Linked DNA regions of Mus musculus: region 2 is linked to region 1. A link is a loop called in an ENCODE intact Hi-C map of the cell type or tissue named here. Cell type or tissue: heart. All regions are shown on one strand. Links, peaks and the distances in the headings refer to the core of each region. The heading gives the core; the rest is flanking DNA. Region 1 holds the start of Bahcc1 (BAH domain and coiled-coil containing 1). Region 2 overlaps Slc38a10 (solute carrier family 38, member 10).

Region 1 (9,770 bases), core at 1,434-9,433:
CAACAAGGGGGCGTGCCGAGAATGATCAGAACAACTCCGGGTCTCTGGTCTTGAAGCTAAAGCGCACGGACTCGCCTGCACCGAAATCCCGAGCGGGGCGCCGCTCTGAGTTCCCGCGGTGCGGGATGCGCGGTCCGCACTCGGGGCCACGCTTAGTTCGGCGTTAGCAGGATACCAAAGGCACTTGTTAAAGCGCATGCATCCCCTGCAAACCCATTCTCGCCCTGACACTTCAAGGCTTTATATAGAAACAGGATTTTCTCGTCTTACACTAGCAGTTCCCATTAGCGCTCCCCGGGCGCACACTGCTCTCTAATCCGCGGGCCGGACGCGCCCTGGCCCCCTCCCCCAGCCGCACAGTCGTTCTGTCCCTGCAGAAAGCGCCACCGAGTCTCAGACGCTGAACGTCTTAACGAGGTGAATGCAAAATGCAGAAAAGAGACTTCCGCAGAATTTACTTCTGCAGAAAGGAGTGGGGGGAGGGTGGCTGGGAGTTGAAGGCTTGGTTTGATGCCTGCTCTCGGGCTTCCCGGCGTGACCCAGGGTAGCCCGGGAAAGGCTGCTGGAAACGGCGCGAGCAAGCTCGAGAGCGCGGCCCGCTCGGCATTGCACAGGGAAATGAAACCGAAGCTCCGAGAACTACTCGGAGGAGCGGAGGGGAGGGCGCTCTTTGCACTGGGCACTGTTGCCGGCTGCGGCAGGGCCTCCCGCACCGCATCCGTCCCGGCGGGACACTGACCTGTGTGCGAAGCCATCGGCAGCGGCGACGGGAAGTACTTTCCGGGCTGGAAATGCGCGGCCGGTTGCGCGGCGGGGCCGGCGGGGGCGAGGCGCGCGGCGGCGGCGGCGCTGCGGTGGCCCAGGCTCCCGCGCTCCGATAGCAAATGCGGCGGCGGCGCGAAGTCTCGGCCATCCATGCCGGGCCCCGGCCCCGGCCCGCCGCCGCCGCCTCCAGCAAGCAGCGTGGCCGGGGCCTGGGAACGACTCGGAGTGCGGGCGGTGCGCGAGCGGCGCGCGGGAGGCGGCGTCCGGGGTCACCGGAGGCACAGATAGCCGAGCCGGTCAGCACACCGGCGGACTGGGCTTCTCCGCGGGCGGCCGCGCTCCAAGCCGGCGACCGCCGTGCAGGTCCATGGTCTGCAGAGGCAAGCAAAAGAGACTTGGTGACTAGGGGTTCTTCTCGCCCGGGGTACCCGCCCCTCCCGCTACCGGCCCCCTCCTCGCGCGCCAACACGAGTGGCATCCAGACCGGACAGCGAGGCTGGGAGCGCTCGGAGGACTCCCTACTGCACACGCTTACGCGCCGGGTCATTGGAGCCGCCCAGCACGCGGGTCCGCGAGCACACACGCACCGTCCGAGCCACGCTTGGCCTGCAAGAGCCAGAGGCAACCCAACCGCGCTGCGCGCAGCTTCCCTTTCTGGTCCCTGAGAGTCCCTGCGGCGAAGGCGCCGTTGCGAAGAGGCTGCTGGCTCCACTGGGTGATAAAAACCCAAATCTGCGAAGCCATCACGCACACTCGCACGCGCGCGCACACACACACTCACACACACGCACACCCTCTCCCCTCCCCCGCTGCCCAAAGGTGTCTCGGAGGAAAAAGCCCTGGGTCCACGCTTGGCCCCCCCCCAACCCCCGCCCGTCTTTCTGAAGTCCAGCTTTTACTACATTCCGCTTAACCGAATAACCATGCTAATTAAGCGAGTAATTTTATTGATTGTAACTCAAGAGTTCTTTTTAAAATAACCTTCCTTTTCTCCTCTCTCCCATCCCCCCCCATGCGTCTTTCAGTCCATTCTTTTGAATGTCGTCCCCCACTCAGCCCCAGTGGGACCGCCTCCCCCCGCACCCCCCCAGCATTGTGCCACAACCCCAGACTGGCGTCCCGGAGCTCCGGGCGCCCCTCGACCGCCACCGGCATCACCTGGGCCGCTACGCCGCAGTGCCTGGCCTGCTGTCCCCGAGCCCGGAGCTTCCCGGTGAGGCTGGAACAATCACCCCGCCCCCCAATCAAATTCGCCCAGGATCTTCCTCTGCGGATTGGGGGTTTGGGAGGGAGGGGGCTCAGAGAGTCAGAAATTGTTTTCTCTCTGCCTCCCAAATCGGCCACAATGTTTCTCCATTCAGCGCCTGCCCGGGATCACTTAACCAAGGCTGGTCTTCGCGTGGCACCTAGGTCGACCCTGCAAAGGAGCACAGACCAAGCATAGCTCAGCCTTCTCCTGCGTCTGGGTCCCAGCAGACCCGTGTCCTCGGGTCTTCCAGACCCATCTCGGACAGGGCCGGCTTAAAATGACCCTCCTCTTCTTTTTCTTCTACCCCTCCCATCGCGGAAGTCTGCTCCCGGGCGAAATCGGAGACAATTTCAACTCTGAGAGGAGCAACCCAGCAAGCGAAATAAACTGTACACCACCATGCACGTGCGACCAAAATCTCTCGGCCCTCCTCCATTTCGAATACTTCTCTCCTTATTTCCGAAATACGCATTGTTTTAATACTTCATCTCAGTTCCAATAGAATGGAGATATTCTTAACTGTGAACTTTGCAGACAATCAAAACCTTTTTTAAAGCCATTCCACCGTGACAACAAAGCGATTAAGATGTTTTCTATTTCGTAAATACCATTTAAAATTGCTATATTTTATGCTCTGGGTTCTACACTGTCTTATTTGCACACTATTTTGTGTCTGATTTAATCTATAACCGAAAACATAATGTATTAAGTGAATACATATTTGCTCAGCTGATAAGCTTTTTTTAATATTTATTCGGAGAATTTTGCATTGTAAATAAACGGGACTACACAAAGACTTCTTTGTGCTCGAACTGCATACAAAGGGGTTTGGGGCTCTCTTCCCTCTGGGGAGCTTCACTCTCCCCGGGTCCAACAAATAACTCGCTTCTCCACCGCGCGGGCCTATTCGGCGATAGCCACGGCGCGGAAGGCTCAAACAAGGCCGAGGCGTTGTTGGCGCCGGGGTCAGAGGATGGGCTGCCCGGGGATGGAGAGGGACTTGCGCGCCCCAACCCAGGCCGGCGCCTCTCGAGCCCCGGAGGGCGCCGAGCAGGACAAAGGGAAAGGAGGAAGGGGAGGGAGGTCAGGAACCTGCCGCTTCAAAGGCGCCGAGGGCCGGAGTGGGGTCGGAGGCTGCGCGCGCGGTACAAGGCTTCGCGACGGCCTCCGGGGAGTCGTGTGCGCTGGGCTTTTGTTCTGGGCCCCCCACCCCCAGTAAGACATTTCAAAGTGGGAGCGAAAGTGGGGGCTGCCGGCGATTCTCGGGACGCGGGCTCTGGGCTCAAGCAGTGGCTTTACTCTCCACCCCCTGCGGGCCGATCGCCGGCTCGTTCGTGCCTTTCTCTCAAGCCTGCTAGACTTTCTACGCAAACAAGGGGTGGGTTGTGTCTCCGGTACCCGCCGTTGCGCTTCTGAACGGACTAGAGGGGACTTTTCTTTGTGTTCTGTCCTGCCCGAGAGCTGCCGCGCCGCCCCGGTCTGCTCGCGCCCAGGGCCTGGGAAAGCCGGCTCCATACGGAGCGAGTAAGGGCAGAAACTGAGGCCACAGACCGAGAGCCGCGGCCGGAAGCTGAGATGCAGCAGATCGCCGAGTCCCGAGGCTCCGAGGCCTCCCCAAGCCAAACCCCGGTACAAGACACCGCAATGGACCCCGGGCAGGATTGGACCAGAGGAAACAGTGGCAGCGGGCAGAGAGCCGCGCGCGGCCGGAGAGCCGACGACGAGAGCACAGCTAAAGAACCCGAACCCCAGAAATCCTCCCCCGGGTGGCTGGGCGTGACCCCCAGAATTGTGCACCCTCCTGAGGCTTGGGCAGCACTCGTACCCCCAGCTCCTCAAGGTTTGCTTTGTTTTCAAATTTCGCATCGAAACGCCGGGTCTGAGACGCCTTTGTCCTCCGGTGGAGGCCAAGCTCTGGAGTCCGTGGGCTCCCTCCTGCCGAGTTTCCCGCGCGGGTGGGCGCAATGGGGCCTGCAAGGCCAGGCCGCAGCCAGGAGCGCGCCGGGAGCGAATGGCTCCAGCGTCGCTTCACAACCCGCTCCCTGCGAAACCCGCCCCCCCCCCATCAGCCCAGCTAGGAACGGGGACTGGGTGGTGCAAGACCCCCGCTCTGGGAAATGGACCGGTCCCCGGACCACGCCACGCGGGTCTTGGCCTGAGCCCGCGTGCTGCCCAGAACGCGCAGCATGAAGACGCCCCACTGTTCAGCCCCCCTCCTCCATCCCAACTCCCCCAGAGAGGGAAAAAAAGGGAAATGTTCTGAAAAGAATTAAGTCTGTGGGGAGCGGAACCTGAAAACCTGCCAGTACCCCTCTAATCTCCTGTCCCTTCACTGAGGCCCGGAAAGCCGTGGCCACGGAGAGCCGACCGTTCCCTGCGCCACGGAACGACCGGGCGGAGCCCATTCAAGATTGCTGGGGGAGGGGAGTAAGATGGGGGAGCAAATAATTGGGGTTCGCTCCTGGTTCCTCCAGAACTGGGCTCTCACTGACTGTCCATTCGGGGCTACCCGCGAGGCTCTTGCTGAACGAAGCTTGGCGGTCTCTGTCCTGTCTCGATAATTTATTTTTAATGCAGGGTGTCGATCGAGACAACAAGCGCTCAGAGCAAAGCAAGGACGCATTACGGGGGGAATTTTAAACCGATCGATAAAATTTTTCAGAAGAAAAAATATCGTACTCATATATATAGTCCATCTTTTAAAAAAAAGCCTTTCAACATCATAACGGATTTTAAAAGGGAAGCTCTATTATTTAACATCACAATCCTGAATTTCTTTTGCTTAAAAATGTAAACCCCCAAAAACCAAAATAATATAATAAAATAATAAAAATAGCAAAAAAAATTAAAAATGAAAGCAATTTGAGTTACTTACTGGAGGCTGTTTCCTGGATACAATTGAATGCAATACAATTAAATCAGTAAATGTGACTTTGGTTTGTATTCCTATTGGTATTTTCAATGTGCTGACTGTTGCACTGTGAATGCACGGCTTCCACAACAACGACTCTAGCGAGCCCATCCAGAGCGGCTCTCAAACCTGCAGCCCGGCGCGGCGAGCCACGGGCCCTGCATACTAATAAGCTCGTGCCACTCAGCCCGGAGCAGCCCGAGCGCTGATTGGCTGCTCGGCCCTCCACGGCCCTGAGCTCGTGCCACTCATTCGGCGTAAACAGGCCTCCCAATAGGCTGGCGCCGGGCCAGGGAGCTGCCAATCAGGGAGCAGCAGGGCTACTACCAAGCCTGATGGCGCCTAATTCAAGCCCAGCGACTGCGCAGCTCCTTTGCGCAGATCATTGCTGCTGAATGGGAATGTGGTGGCGCAGGGCGGGAGAGGAGCTAGGGATAGTGAGAACGGGTGTCCGTGTCCAGGGGAGACTTGTGGTTTTGTTTTTCCATAATTTGTCAGGTGTAAGGTTTGGGGCATTTTTATTTGTTTTTATGCACAAAATAAAAAAGAAGAAATAGCCTCACGCTGTAAACCAGATGCTCTGTCCATACCAAGGGTCTGTTTGGCAGGTGGCAGAACCTGCTGCACGTAGGCCCAACTTCCAAGCGCAGATTCTGAGTTACCCTGATGTACCTCCACTCCCAGGCGCCCCCCACCCAAACTAGGAATACACTTCTGCCTGAGGCATGCCCACAGGCTCCATATATGCCCTTCTTCCCCCTGCCCGAGAGGCAGATGTACCTTTCTTCGCCAGCCATCTATCTGTCCGCTCTCAATTATTATCTCCCTCCGCCACACTTTGCAGCGTAGCAACAATCGAAATGAAAATCGAGGCTCTGTTGCCAAGATAAGGATTTACTTTTTCTATCAGCCCCTAGATTTTAAAAATATCTTCACTTGATAATTTTAGGGGTGGTTGTCATGGTGTGAAAACCATGCTTAGCATTTCTCAGGGCCTGTCCCTGCATATTCGCAAATTTCTCTCTACAATGGAAAACAGCCTCTAAACAATTCTCTTTATCATAATCAGAATCAAAGCGCTTTTAAAATATTCTGCAAGCAAATATTTCGGTTAGAATTTGGTTGCCTACCCAAATGTTATTTATTCTCAAGAAGTAGAGGTGATGTCTTAGTGGCGATGAATACATAATTTCTGCTTCTCTTTTTCTCTGTGTGTTGGGGGGGAGTATTTAAGTAGATGCCAATCGACACAGCTATATTCCTTTGGATTTTTCCAGTCTCTTTCCTGCGTGGACACAAAGGAGTTAAATCTGAGATCTGTGGTCTCCTCTCTTTCCCCGCCTCCCTTGCTTCTGCAAAACGGTCACGATTGGTTGGCACTTTGCCAGCGGGCTGTCCATCACTAAGTGTAAACAAGGCGCTGATTGGCTGTTATCCAGTCCGCACCGGGCCTCCTGAAAAAAGCAATTACTGGCTCCGCGGTTTCAAGGCTGCCCAAGGCCGCTTGATGAAAGGAGATAAACCGGGGACGGTTTCCAGGATCCCCGCGGGCCGACCCAGGCAGCTCGGGAGCCGAGGTGCGGCGGAGAGCTTGGGGATCAAAGGCATCTGAAGAGAAAGGGGAAGCGGGCGCACTGCCGGGCCGGCCTGGCCCCCTGCGGGCCACGCTGACCTGGGAGGATGGGGGCGGCGGGCGGGGACTCCGGGATTTCCCCCTCGCAAGCGACTGGGCTTCGGCCGCCGCCCGCTCTAGGTAAGCCGGGGTCTCCGCAGGCCGCCGGACGGGGAACACAAGCCTGACTGCGGGGTGGAGGCGCGAGGCCAGCCCGGGATTGCGCCCTCTCCAGCGCGGTGATTGCTGCGCGCCGGGGCGCACGAGCTGCGGTGAGGCACATCTCCTGCAGATCCAGTACGCGATTGAATCAGGCCATCCTGTGAGGGATGGGCGCGAATTCCGGCTCCCGGTGGCTCGGTGGTGACCCGACGGCGAACGCCGGCCGGGCTTGGCCTGAGGTGAGCTCCGTTGTTCTGGTCCCTCCAGCGGCGGGCAGCCGTTTCCCGCTTCGCACGCACGGAGAGAAGATTCCCGGCTCGGGAGAAACCGCTGCTGGCAACGGGAGGCCCCGGAACGCGAGCGCCCCTGTTCTCGGTTGGTGTAAGCATCTCTTGCAAGCCGCAGATTTTCTGAGTGCTTGGAATTCGAGTTCCTCGCTATTTTCTTTCACTGATTTTGTTTACCGATCCAGGAATCTTTATATCTATCTCCCCGTTTAAAGTATTCTCCCTTACCCCATCCGTCCCTTCAAAAAGAAAAAGAAAAAGGGAAAAGGATTTTAAAAAAAGAGAGAGAGAGAAATAATTGGATGCTACAAGGACACAGCGTGGCAATCCTCCGAGCTGCTGCAACCTCGAGGGGACCCGGGAAGCCAGTGTGGGGGAGGGGCGCGCCTAGACAGCTTGCACCCACTCTTTGATTTTGCGTAACCCGGGTCCTCTAGGCTGGACCGGGAAGATCTCCAAGTGTGGGATCTATCCCTCCAGGGCGGGTGGAGATGGTCAGAAGGGCACACCGGTAATCCATCTGCACACAGGCCTGCTGCTAGACACGAGAACGCGAGGTTTCTTTCCTCCTCAAGCCGGTTTAGAATCTTGGGGATCAGCACCGCCGGATCCCTAAAAGCTGGGCAGGAGGATTTGTCTCCAACCCCGCCATGTTCTGTGTCCACCCCAACCCCGTTCTGTGTCGTCTCACATCCCCGAAAGGCTCCCAGAGTGTGAAAGGCCTCGGCTCCTTGCTGTCTCGCTCCCACCTCTGCGTCCTCTCTAACCTCAGTATTCACTTAAGTCTAGTGGCCTTTTTCCTCCTTCGCTCAATACTGTTTCAAAATAGTTGTTACAGCAAATAGCTGCCGACGCGCCTCTGGATGCCGCCAGAGGCTGGCAGCTGCCCAGCGCGGGCGCACAGCCCCCGGCAGTTCCACAAGACCAAAATAAGCTCCCGTGTTCCTCTCACAGGGCTCGGCCTCCCGGGCGGGCCCGGGCATGTCTGGCTGGGCTCGCTATCTGCTTGGAGCAAACCATCCTGGTTTCCTCCTTGACTTCCTGCTATCCAAAACTAACAAATGTTTTTCATTTTAGAAGAACATGGCGTGAGGATCAGGGTCCTTTCTAGAGCAGTGCTTCTCACCCTTCCGAATGCTGCGACCCTTTAATACAGTTCCTCATGTTGTAGTGACCCTCAACCATAAAACTATTTTCGTTGCTACTTCATTACTGCAGTATTGCTACCGTTATGAATTGTAATGTAAATATTTTTGGAGACACAGGTTTGCCAAAGGGGTCATGACCCTTTAGGTGGGGAACTGCAGGAACTAGAGGGAAAGGGGGGGGGGTGTTAGAAAGAGTAGAGGAGACAGGACTATAAGCCATAGGTCAGTCTTTGCACAGGTGTCTCTGCTGTCACCTGAAGTTTTAAAAAAATTGTATGTTATTAATGCTGCAACCACAAACACCCATTCGCTAGCCCAGGGCACAATGGCCTCTGGATGCACCGGCCACCTCCACAGCCTGTCAGATGCCCTACATAGGCAGCTGTGCTGCTCATATATCAGACTTCAGGCAATAGCGTGTGTGCCCATGAACACTTGTGCAGTTTTGAACATGTGCTCTGTCTACATGCTTGTTCTGTGGGCTCACACAGCATCCATGTGTGTGTGTGAGCCTCACAACACACCCATCACCTGCCTTAGACCCCAGGATCTCCTGGTACTCCAGTGGTAGGAGAAGGGAACTGACTCTCTGCCAGGCAGGCCAGGCAGCACAGCACGCAGGCAGGCACACATAAAAATAAATAAATGTAATTTAAAAAGACAGTTTGAATCTCACAACACACCGACACACGTCACACACGTACAAGCACTCTCAATTACAACTGACTAACCGGTAGTCGGAGCAGCCCATTACCCACAAACCCTGGTACCTCCTCCAGCATTCCCCCACTGCCCTTACAAGGCAGGAGACTGGAAGCAGGCCTAGGCCTCCCAGCTCCCAAATGACAGAGAGCCTACTGTGTGAACTCATTGAATAAATAATCACTTTTTAATACAAGGGGGTGGGGGTGTATCTCGAGTTACATAAAATTGTAAATGCCTGCTTGGGCCAGAGAACAGCGGCAGAGCCGCCACTGCTCTGCAGGGTAATTGTGTGTTGGGTGTCTCTCCATTGTTCCCTGGGCCATTAGTCAGAGGGCAAATTAGAAACAATTTCTTGACGACAAAAAAATTGACTCTTAATTCTTCCTACCAGAAGTGAAAGGGCCAAGTCCAAAGGCCAGGCCCAAGGCTGGAGCCTGAGAGCTGCAGCTTTGGGTCTGGAGGGGCAAGGAACCCGGAGGGAGAGGGTTTGCACGAGGACAGTACAGGTTGGAGGCTTGCAGGTTGGAGCCAAGCTGGGGAAGGTTGGGACAGGAGGGCCTGGGTAGGGGCTGACACTCCTCCCATCAGAGAGCCCACAGCGGAATTGCAACCTCAGTCTAGAATCAGGATTTGAAAGGATAGTTGGGGCATAGACAGACACACACACACACACACACACACACACACACACACACCCTTCTCATAGTGCTACAATTCAAAAGCCACCCCATGGTACTGGTTGGAAGAGAAGGATCCTTGCTCCTTCCCTGAGGTTTCTCAACCACATAGGGTCTTCCTAGCAGCCCTACTGAGGCCCAAAAAGAAATACTGTGGAGAAGGGGTCTGAGTGTGGCCAAGTCCTCCGTTCTGTCCCCAGATACACGTGTATTCCCCAGAGGTACCGGCTTGGTGCTCTGTGCCTGGGAGTGAG
Region 2 (9,770 bases), core at 1,449-9,448, 90 kb after region 1:
CGTGGTGGTCAATGGGAACAGATGCAGCAGTGAGCCCCTCGTGCTGTGGATGTATGAAGCAGCGATTCAGAGGTCTGGTGTTGTAAACGTGTCTTTCTCTCTCCACCCTGCAGTGTGGCATTGTCCTGGGGGCCCTGCTCCTGGTCTTCTGCTCCTGGATGACACACCAGTCTTGCATGTTCTTGGTGAAGTCGGCCAGCCTGAGCAAGAGGAGGACCTATGCTGGCCTGGGTAAGACCTGGCTTCCAGAGTGCTGGCAAAGCTGATAGGTCCTTCCCATGAAGTGGATGCTCTTGCTTGGGGGCCGGGGGCTTAGTCCTCTTGTTTAGCTCTTTTTCTTCTATTTCTTCTTAAGGAGTTTTTTGGAGTGCAGTACTTTTTCAGTGTTAATGCCAGCTGAGTGTAGTGGTGTGTACCTGTAACCCCAGCATTTGGAAGGGTAAGGCAGGATGGTAAGAATTTCAAGACCTGCCTCTGCTTGGCTTCATAGCAAATTTGAGGCCAGCTTGGTTTACATGGAGAAATCTCCAGAAAACAAAACATGGGCTGGTGGGATGATACAGCGAGTGACTGCACAGGCCTGGCAACTTGAGTTCAGTTCCTGGAACCCACAGACAGGTGATAAAAGTAGGAGGAGACCCAGTTACAGCGTTGTCCTCTGCCCTGCACTTGTTCAGTGTGGCATGTGTGCACCCATACACATGTGCACACACAGTAATGAACAGGACTTTATATATGTACAGACAGACACACACATATACTGTGAGTTTGTTGTTGTTTTTGAGACAAAGCTTCACTGTGAAGTCTGGTCTGGAACTTGCTATGTATATCAGACTGGCCTAGAATTCACAGAGCTGTACTTGCCTCTGCTTTCTGTGTGCTGAATAAAATAATTTTCAAAAGCATACAGTTAATAACACTGTTCAGAAATGAGGAAGCCTGGTGGTTCACACCTTTAATCCCAGCACTTGGGAGTCGGAGAGAGAGGTACATCTCCTGAGATTGAGGCCAGACTCGTCTACATAGTGAGTTCTAGGACAGCCAGGGTTACACAGAGAAACCCTATCTCAAAACCCAACCCCACTCCCATCCCAAATTGCCTGCTTTAGAATTGAGCTGAGAGGGAGGGTATAGAGCCACAGCCTCTCCCTCACTGAGCCCCGTGCAGATGTGTAGTGTGCAGATGACGCACACTTACCTTCCAAGCCAGCAGGGTCACCGAGCCCAAAGCTGCCGCTCACTTGCTGACTCTGGCTCCCTGTACCTGATGCCTTCCTGTTCCTGAAAGCCTTGAGTGGCTGAGAGGAACATTTCAGATTCCTGGAAGTCCCCGAAGGAAGCTCTTGAGTGCAGTGTGTGGCTGAGACTCAGTGCTCCATCTGCCCAAAGGGTGGGCCTCTCTCTCCGGACCATTGGTTGCAGTTCTGTTCCCTCTAGGTCTTTGTAAACAGTGCCAGCCACAGGGACTAAACAGAGCACTTACTATTTGTCTCTGGGTGGTTTGGCTTCAAGGACACTGAGGGGACCGCACTGTCTTGTTCTCCTCTTGTTGGTAGCATGTGAAGCCTGGGTCTCTGCCTGCCAGGCTTAGACTTTGCTAAGTAGCTTATGCTGGGTCTCTTTGGCATGGGGGTGAGAATGCCGCTCTTCTGCTTTTGGGACTTAGCCTTGTGGGAGAATATGAGAAGAGAATTCCTGGCCTCTTGGCGATTCCTCACCCAGCAGCCCCTGTGTGGCTGCAGTGTTGCTCTCACCTGAGTGTGCCTGGCCTTTCCTCCCTTCTCTCACTGTCAAAGAAGAAAATGGCACAGAGTTTGGGGGCAAATGAAGTAATGCAGAATAAAGTACTTCTTGACGACTGAATAGGAGTGACGTGCAGAGGGGTGGGCGCCCGGCCTCCACCTGGCCCACGTTAGAGATGCACGTGGGGCTTCTGCAGCGTAGCCTTTTGGGTTTTTTCCTAATCTGCTTTGCGGTCAGCACCAGTGCCTCGAATTGATTCTTAGTCTCAGAACCTAAGGGATGCTTTCCCACTCTTCCTCTTCTGATGACAGTGGTGTTCTGTCTTTTACTGCCACCTGAGGAAGTGAGGCTTATCAGGTAAACTTGACCCACACTGAGATGACCTAGTTCTGTCCTACCAGATGAAATGCTCCCTACTAGAGTCTGGGGAGTGAGGTGCCCGGGGCATGCCCTTGGTGGTGTAGAGCCAAGGTGCAGCGTATGGTCCTTTCCCTCCAAGATCTGTGTCTTGTGCTATCAATTGCCTAAGTTCCAGCCTAGGACTCCTGTGTCCTGAAAGGTGTGAACCCTGGGCTGGGCAGGTCATGGCATCTAGTAGTTGTTGGTTGGCCAGTCAGTTAGTCTTCAAAAGTTCCTGAGAAGTGAAACCAGTTTGTCCAGATGCGCAAGACAAGGGAAGCTGTCAGATGGACACCACCTGTGAATGCTGCTGCCTGGCTCCAGCTATATCTGAACGTTGGAACCACTGCAAACAACAGATTCCCATGTGCCAGTGATTTTGCACATTTGATCCTAAACAAGGCGGCTTACTTATATAGGCCCTCATAGAATCTTCTAGGCGCTCAGACAATCTCCTGCCCCCTCCCCTCCCCAGACAGTCTTCTGAACCCTCAGTCTTCCCGGTCTTCAGAGCTTTTCAGATGTCTAGGCAGTTTCTTGGAGTTCTGATCTTCCTGGTCCCCAGTCTCTCAGGTCCCCAAAGAGTCTTCTGGGCCTGTCAGCTAAGCGCTAGTTTCCATTTGTCTGCAAGGTGGGGAGACTGACTGTGTGGGGCCAGAGCAGCAGAGGGGAGGGCCTACTGTGCCACCTCCTGGCATGGTGGTCCTACAGGTAGTATGGAGCCCTCTTAGGAAGCTGGACAGATGCCTCTTCTCGCTTGTCCTTCGTTCTCTTGATGGGCTAGGCCTCAGTGTGTATTTTGTACCACAGCCATCAGAGTGCTTGGAAGGCTCAGTGAGCCCCTTCTTCCCTCAAGGTACAGCAGCCCTGACGGATGGCCTGTGTCTGTGGGTGCACGAGAGTGAGTCCTGGGTTGGGTCATGAGCATAGGCGCTCTGTGGATAAGTTGGGCAGATGGCCTTGTCCTCACTTGGAGACTATGGAAGAAGGCAGGAATTTCCAGGGTCGAGTCATGTCTCGAACAAGGAGCCTGTTTACCATTTGCACTTGATGGAGGACTGGGGACCTTTTTCCTCACATTTAAGTCTTAACCGTATTAGCAGCTGTGACAGTGACCTGTCCCATAGCCCTCTCCCCCAGCTCTGGAGGATGAATGTCTGCAGGGTGCAGAGTCATAGCACAGTAGGGGTTGTTGATGAATTTGGGCACCCAGTTGCTTTGTCTGTTTTTGCTGTAGTGAGTTTGGATTTTTTTTTTTTTTTAAATAAACCTCCTGCTTCTGTTCCCAGCTCGTTTCATCTCAGAAGGCACGTTAGGGTTTCTCATGCATGATAAAACACCATGGCCAAGTCCAGTTGGAGAGGAAAGGGTTATTTTATCTTATGACTCAGGCCACACTCGGGTCATCCCTGAGGAGAGTTAGGGCGGGGAGTGAAGCAGAGACCATGGAGGGAGGGAGGAGTGTTCTTTCTAGGTTACTCTTCATGTTTTGCTCAGCTTGTTCGCTTGTACAACTCAGGACGTCCAGGAGCGGCAGTGCCCACAGTGAACCGGGCCCTCCCACGTCAATCAGTAATGAAAGAAATGCCCTACAGACTTGCTACAGGAAATCTGAGGGAGGCGTTTCTCAGTCAGGGAGAAGACAACACAGACATATCAGTGGCTGTTGGGAATCTCTCCTACCCTAGGAGTGTGTGCTCCAGGAGGGAAGCACCTTCCATAGCAGTAGAGACTGTTGGCATCCACCCAAGGTGTCATTAGTGAATAGTGGATGTCACCATGGTTCTGTGTCCCCATGGCCTACGGTTGGAGTGCCTCTCATCCTTCATAGGCCTAGAGTAGTGCCCACCAGGGCATGGCAGCTGAGTATTTCTTCCTGCATGCCCTTGAGCAGTGTGATCTGTGCACCTGCCATGTGGTTTGGTAAGCAAGACTGTGAGGTGGAGTCCCCTGACCCCCGTTTCTATGCTGTTGGAGCCTCCTGGAGCGGGCAGTGTTCACTGTGCACCTGCCCAGTGCTGCTGGCCTTGTGTTCCTCGGCAGTCGGGGCTGTGGGCCACTCTCCACCTCCTCCAGAAGTAGCTCAACTGAAGCCTTCCCTACCTCATGTGTGCCTACCTGGTCGTCATGAGCAGCAACCTCCTCCCTGCCTCATCTCTGTCCCTATCTGTTCTATCTTGAATAGCACCCCTTTCTTGCCTTGCTGAGTGTTACAGAGAGGCGGAGGATAGAGTCAGTTCTACCTGTTGTCCTGTGGCCCTGTTTCTCGGGTCTCAGATAGGTCAGCACAAAGCCTAGTCTTGGCCTGGGTTTTGCTCAGAGTGATCTGGCAGAAGAGAGTGCTACCTCCTGCTGATCTCTTGACTAGCTGGTGACTTGCATTTTCCAATAGCATCTTCTAGGGCAGAGTATTCTGTGTGCAGGAGACCCACTTTCCTGTCAGAGAATAAGGAGTGAGAATGGAGAGGGAATGGGCCAGAGGTTCCACCTTCTGGGGCAGGCTGGCTGTCCTAGAAACCACTTTGTAGACTAGGCTGGCCTTGAACCTAGAGATCTGCCTGCCTCTGCCTACCAAGCGCTGGGACCTAAAGGCGTGTGCCACCACTGGCCAGCTGGTCCTCCGTGTCATATGCTGAGTGTTCTGGCACAGGACTTGGAGCGGATCCTTTGGTGACATAGCAGCAGCTATGGATATCACCACCTCTGGAGTTGTTTTAGTGTTTTGAGATTTCCTCAAGTAACGTTCTGAAGTGTGTTTTAATTCTTGCTAGATGAACTCAAGGGGTATGTATGTTAGGTTCCTTCCCAGCTGAGTCTGGGAAAGGCCAGAGTGACCCCTGGAGGCTGAAGTCTTACTGTTCTCAGGCCAAGCGGAGGCTGGTGCCAGCTGTCTGCTTTTTTTTTTTTTTTTTTTTTTGCCAACACTGTGCCTCTTCCTCAGTTAGAAGTAACAAGGATTTTGTTTGGTTCATTCATACCCAGTGTATGTGTTTCCTGCTGTCCAACCTCAGAGGGCCACTGGCCCAGAGTAGGAGAGGAAACAAGAGGCAGGAAGCTGGGGCTGTGACAAGGCTGAGGCCATCCTGTCACATGCACTGCCTGTGGCTGCTCCACAAGACTAGAGCTTACTTCCTTTGCTCTCTCATCTGGCTGGACCATGGGGGAAGCGGTGGAGACCAGATAACTGGAAAGGTCCGCTGAGGACCAGTGAAGTCAGCTTTTATTCTCATCTGCTGGCAATAAATAGTTCTGGGTCAGGAAGGAAAGACGGAGGTCTCTTTCCTGGTAGGACACTGCTGTGGCCATGCATGCCAGCCATCATCAGGGCTCTGTCCCTGGTTGTCCTGGGCACTGGCAAGTCTCAGAGGACTTGTTCCTCCCTTTCCCCAGAGTGCCATGCTTGCAAAGATTCAGTTTCCTTCTGTAAGTCACAATCAGAGGACATCTATGAAGCCCTCAGCAGCATCCTTGTGGAGCAGGGCTCTGGGGCGAGGCTTGAACCTTCTGGACCCCTCTTAAGTTTTCCCTCTTCCCCTGTCCCTAAGTGGAGCTGGCTCTGCCATTTTCATACTGCTCCAAGCAGTTTTGTTCGCAGCAGAACCCAGTACCTTACAGGGTCCTGGCTTCCGTTTTCCCCCTTCATAATTCATAAGAAACTACAGAAACCCTTGCTTGTGTCTCCCTGCTGTGTCTGTGTCTCTTTGTGTGTGTGTCTCCTTGCTTTTTATCTCCCTTGCTTGTGTCTGTGTCTCCTGGCTCGTATGTCCCTTGCTTGTGTGTCCCTTTCTTGTGTCTCCTTGCTTTGCTCCTGCCTTGTGTTGTTTCATTTGGGGATGGTAGGTCTAAAGAAGGTCTGGCACCAGAGTTTAAAGTATCTCCTTATATCCATGAGACCTCAAGCAAACGGATGCTCGTCAAACTGCAGCACACAGCTTTTCTCGGTGGCTTTTTTTTTTTTTGTTGTTTTTTTGTTTTTTTCGAGACAGGGTTTCTCTGTGTAGCCCTGGCTGTCCTGGAACTCACTCTGTAGACCAGACTGGCCTCAAACTCAGAAATCCGCCTGCCTCTGCCTCCCGAGTGCTGGGATTAAAGGCGTGCGCCACCGCGCCCGGCCTCTCGGTGGGTGTGCGTTGCTGTCAGACTGAGCGGTTTCCTTTTCTCTAGCGTTCCACGCCTACGGCAAGGCCGGGAAGATGCTGGTGGAGACCAGGTGAGTGGTGCAGCCCTGCTGAGTCCATCCTTCTTACTGGAGCCTGTCAGGGAGTGAACACTGAGTCACTCGGGGAGAGCTTACAGCGTCTAATGTGCTTCTGAGGAGTCCCTCACAGTCAGCTCACTGTGACTTTACCTCACAGTGACTGCTGTCCAAGTCGAAAGCCTTATTAAGTCTTGCTAAGATGTACATGAGAATAAGAGACTTGGGAAGTACAGAAAAATAGCTCTCTCAGTATAGCTAATCTTTTTTTTTTTTTAAATTAATCGTTGTATTTGTTTACATTTCAAATGTTATCCCCATTCCCGGTCTCCCTTCCACAAACCCCCCACCCCAAGAACAGGTAATCTTAACGCTGTTATGTAAATTGTGTCCCCAACTCTGCCACAGAAGGGAGGCTCTAAATTGAAATGCCACTTTTTTTTTTTTTTTGGAGAGTAAAATTTTAATGAGTTGGAAAAATTTGTCAGAAAATTACACTTTTAGGCTTCTTAATCAAGGGATTGTGAACACAGAAGAAAACAGTTTTTAGAAGCAGTTGATTATTCTTTTAACTTATCTAATATTTCTGTACCTGAAAGAGTTTCGGAAGCTCCTGAGGAAGGGAACTAGGATAGCACATAGAGACTAGTTAAGTGTGATTTGGTATTTACCCAAGAGAGACTAGTTGAGTATGGTTCAGCATTTACCCCAAGAGCAGTGGAGGTCCCCCAGACACCCACGGTCACAGTTGCCTCCAGCCCAGCCAGTTTATGGCAGTTCCATGTCAGCAAAGCCCAGGAACTGGATGTGGTCCTGGGTGTCAGACTCGGGGTACCTGAGTCTTGAGTCTGCAAAGGTGCTCAGCTTTGATCACAAAGCAGCACCTTCTTAAATCTGACTTCAGAGCCCTGGGTGTCTTTCTTCACAGCATGATTGGGCTGATGCTGGGATCCTGCATTACCTTCTATGTCGTGATCGGTGACTTGGGGTCCAACTTCTTTGCTCCGCTGCTTGGATTACAGGTAAGACACTGTTAGATATCTGGTCTGTTTTAATCCTTGTGGTTGCTGCCTGATGCCTCCTTTCCTTAAGCCACCTGGGACCTGTGCCTGCCAGCCACTCAAGTTCCCTGGCTTGGATTTCAGAACTTTGCTCGAGTAGTGTCTGAGAGGCACCAGGAGAGGGAGAGAGAGAGAGAGAGCAGGCTGTGATACAGCCTGATGGTGTACAAGGTGGAGGCAGGGAGGAGGAGGGGTAGGACACAGCAAATCATTGTGCAGGTCAGATGCCTCAGCCTTCCAGCGGTGCTCATCAAAAGGCAAAAGAGGCCAGGCCCTCGTGCAGCTTCTGTGCTGGGCTGTTGATCGGTACATTGAGGCTGGGAGTTGGGGCCCACCCTGCTGAGGAAGACTCGAGGGCACTGCTCCCAGGGCCTGTGACATAGCTCTGTGCATCCTCCAAGCTTGCCACTCCCTGACTGTGAAGGTCCCACCTGTGAACTGGACCCCACACAACCTTCCTCCCCTACTGGGGAGCAGAGCTGTAACCAGTGACCGCCTAGGGAAAGTGGGCATATGGCCCTGGGGGGTCTTTTTTGTGAAGACTCCTTTGTTTTTGTTTACCTGGTAGCTGGAGATGACTTTTAGTTTGTAAATGTGACAGCTGAGGAGATCCTTCTCGTGAATATGTGTAGGATTTGCATGGTGTGGGAGGACTTTGCAGAGAGTGGCCTGTGAGCCTGGCCCTGGTCTGTGTCTTCCCCTTTGGCTTTCTGTCCATCTCCCACACTGCCCTTGGGTCCAGCAGAGTTGTGGGTCAGTCTCTCACACAGTTACTTGAGTCCTTTCTCAAAACCCTACCGATCTGTGCCAGGGCCAGATATCTCACCTGCAGTTCTGAGAGACTTGCAGGATGGGCAGTATCAGCCTCTGTGGCCTCGCTGTCACCTGTGAAGAAGGTTCCAGGAAGTCAAACGTGCTGGCTGCAGATCAGTGAGATGGTAGATATCCCCAGATCGGTGCTTCTTAGTAGACGCCAGCCTGGAGTTTTGTGATGAATTATCTGGGTCAGAATTTCCTTCTGTGGTAAAGATAGCTCTGAGTTGTGTGGAGACGTGGTGACTCCTTCCACCAGCCGCCGGCACCAGCTGGGCAGGGTTTTTCCAGAGCAGTGCAGTTCCCGCGTGCTCTTGCCACATTCTGACACTGTGTAACGTGTTGGCTCTGGGTAGCTGATATTTTGGTCCTGACTAGTCTCATTGTGGAGCCTGGGTGGACCATGCTGGGCCAGAGGTGTTCAGTACTTTGATCCACGTGGCCACTGAGAGGGGAGCTTTCAGCCTGTACCTGCCAGACTTGACCACACCACCTTCTGCTTTAAGGCCTCAGTGTGCTCCTCAGCCTGTGGTGGCTCCTGCCCTGGCCACACTGGTAAGATGAGTCCTGGCAGTGAGTGAGCTCAGAGCTTAGAGCTGATTCCCTTCCAGGTGACCAGGACTGTCCGTGTGTTCCTGCTCTTCGCAGTGTCCCTGTTCATTGTGCTCCCGCTCAGCCTGCAGAGAAACATGATGGCCTCTATCCAGTCCTTCAGTGCCATGGCGCTCCTCTTCTACACCGTCTTCATGTTCGTGGTGAGCACCGGAGACACTGCTGAGGGGCTTGTTTGTGGCGTAGTCCTTCCCATAACCACATGTGTCCACGCCTTAGTCTGCTGTTGCCATCAGCTACCTTGGGGGGATTATGGGAAAGTGGCTTTGAGTCCTGTGGTAGAACTACTGCAATGTCGTGAAGGCCGTGTGCATGCCTGGTCTGTGAGCACCAGAGGCAGAGCAGTTGGACAGCAGGATCCAGAAGGGGCTTTGAAACCATAGTCCCTTTACCCAGGCTCTGGAAAGCAAGTGAGGTGGCTGTGTGTTTTATGGGAAGAACTTCCATGTGGAACATGGAACCAGGTGTATGTGCTAGTGTTTTGTCACATGGTGCCAGTTGTCACTTTTCTAAATGAGCTTTTTTGGGGATAGTCTGGAAGATGGGGTGTGAGGACTTCCTCCAGAGTCCTTAGCCTTCCTCCCTGACCCTGCTGAACCCTTGGGGGTTCACCCTCACTGCCAGGGAAGACGCTGGGTTTCCTGAGGGCAGGGGCCAAGTGTGCTTGCAGGAGCTGTGCCCTGGTCTGGCTGCAGGGGACCAGCCAGGGACAGTTAACTCCTGACTCATAGCCATGTCTTCAGTGGATGAGCTCCTGAAAGATGGCTGTCTGCCTGTCCAGGGCAAGGAGATAAAGGACATGCCCTTATGGAGGGCACTGCTCCCTGTCATCTGAGACGGGTTTCAGGGCTGAGGGAGGGAGTGAGCTTCTGCTTCTCTCTCCACTATGAGGCCCCACATCGGAGCAGAACCCCCCTGCAGCTGGGTACACCTCTCAGTAGTGCTCA

What was found. Peaks named below come from ENCODE experiments on the same cell type or tissue, not always from the same donor. Only the 100,000 strongest peaks of a DNase experiment are listed, where the experiment ranks them.
Region 2: it touches region 1 in a loop (4-fold over the local background); 2 of 42 quality-filtered maps call a loop at or near these places.

The regions. Positions count from the first base shown.
Region 1 is chr11:120,228,227-120,237,996 of GRCm38, reverse strand. It overlaps Bahcc1 (BAH domain and coiled-coil containing 1), which reads right to left and starts at 5,050. Exons shown (of 28, transcript NM_001347621.2): 1 at 4,890-5,050; 2 at 740-1,137. The coding sequence starts at 917. 2900052L18Rik (RIKEN cDNA 2900052L18 gene) reads left to right here and starts at 6,380. Exons shown (of 2, transcript NR_151480.1): 1 at 6,380-6,502; 2 at 6,699-9,770. It overlaps Gm11772 (a long non-coding RNA gene), which reads left to right. Exons shown (of 2, transcript XR_001780401.2): 1 at 1-417; 2 at 1,791-2,813. In heart, for the core only: CTCF peaks have their summits at 5,313, 6,798, 7,882 and 8,716; DNase peaks (open chromatin) are centred at 5,206, 6,426, 7,446, 7,896 and 6 weaker places; H3K4me3 peaks cover 8,000 bases; H3K27ac peaks cover 7,747 bases.
Region 2 is chr11:120,138,182-120,147,951 of GRCm38, reverse strand. Slc38a10 (solute carrier family 38, member 10) reads left to right here. Exons shown (of 17, transcript NM_024249.5): 2 at 114-231; 3 at 6,307-6,352; 4 at 7,266-7,359; 5 at 8,823-8,966. Among named protein-coding and RNA genes, the nearest start is that of Gm11769, 7.3 kb to the left of the region's middle. In heart, for the core only: a CTCF peak has its summit at 4,979 (motif pointing left); a DNase peak (open chromatin) is centred at 5,211; H3K27ac peaks cover 5,051 bases.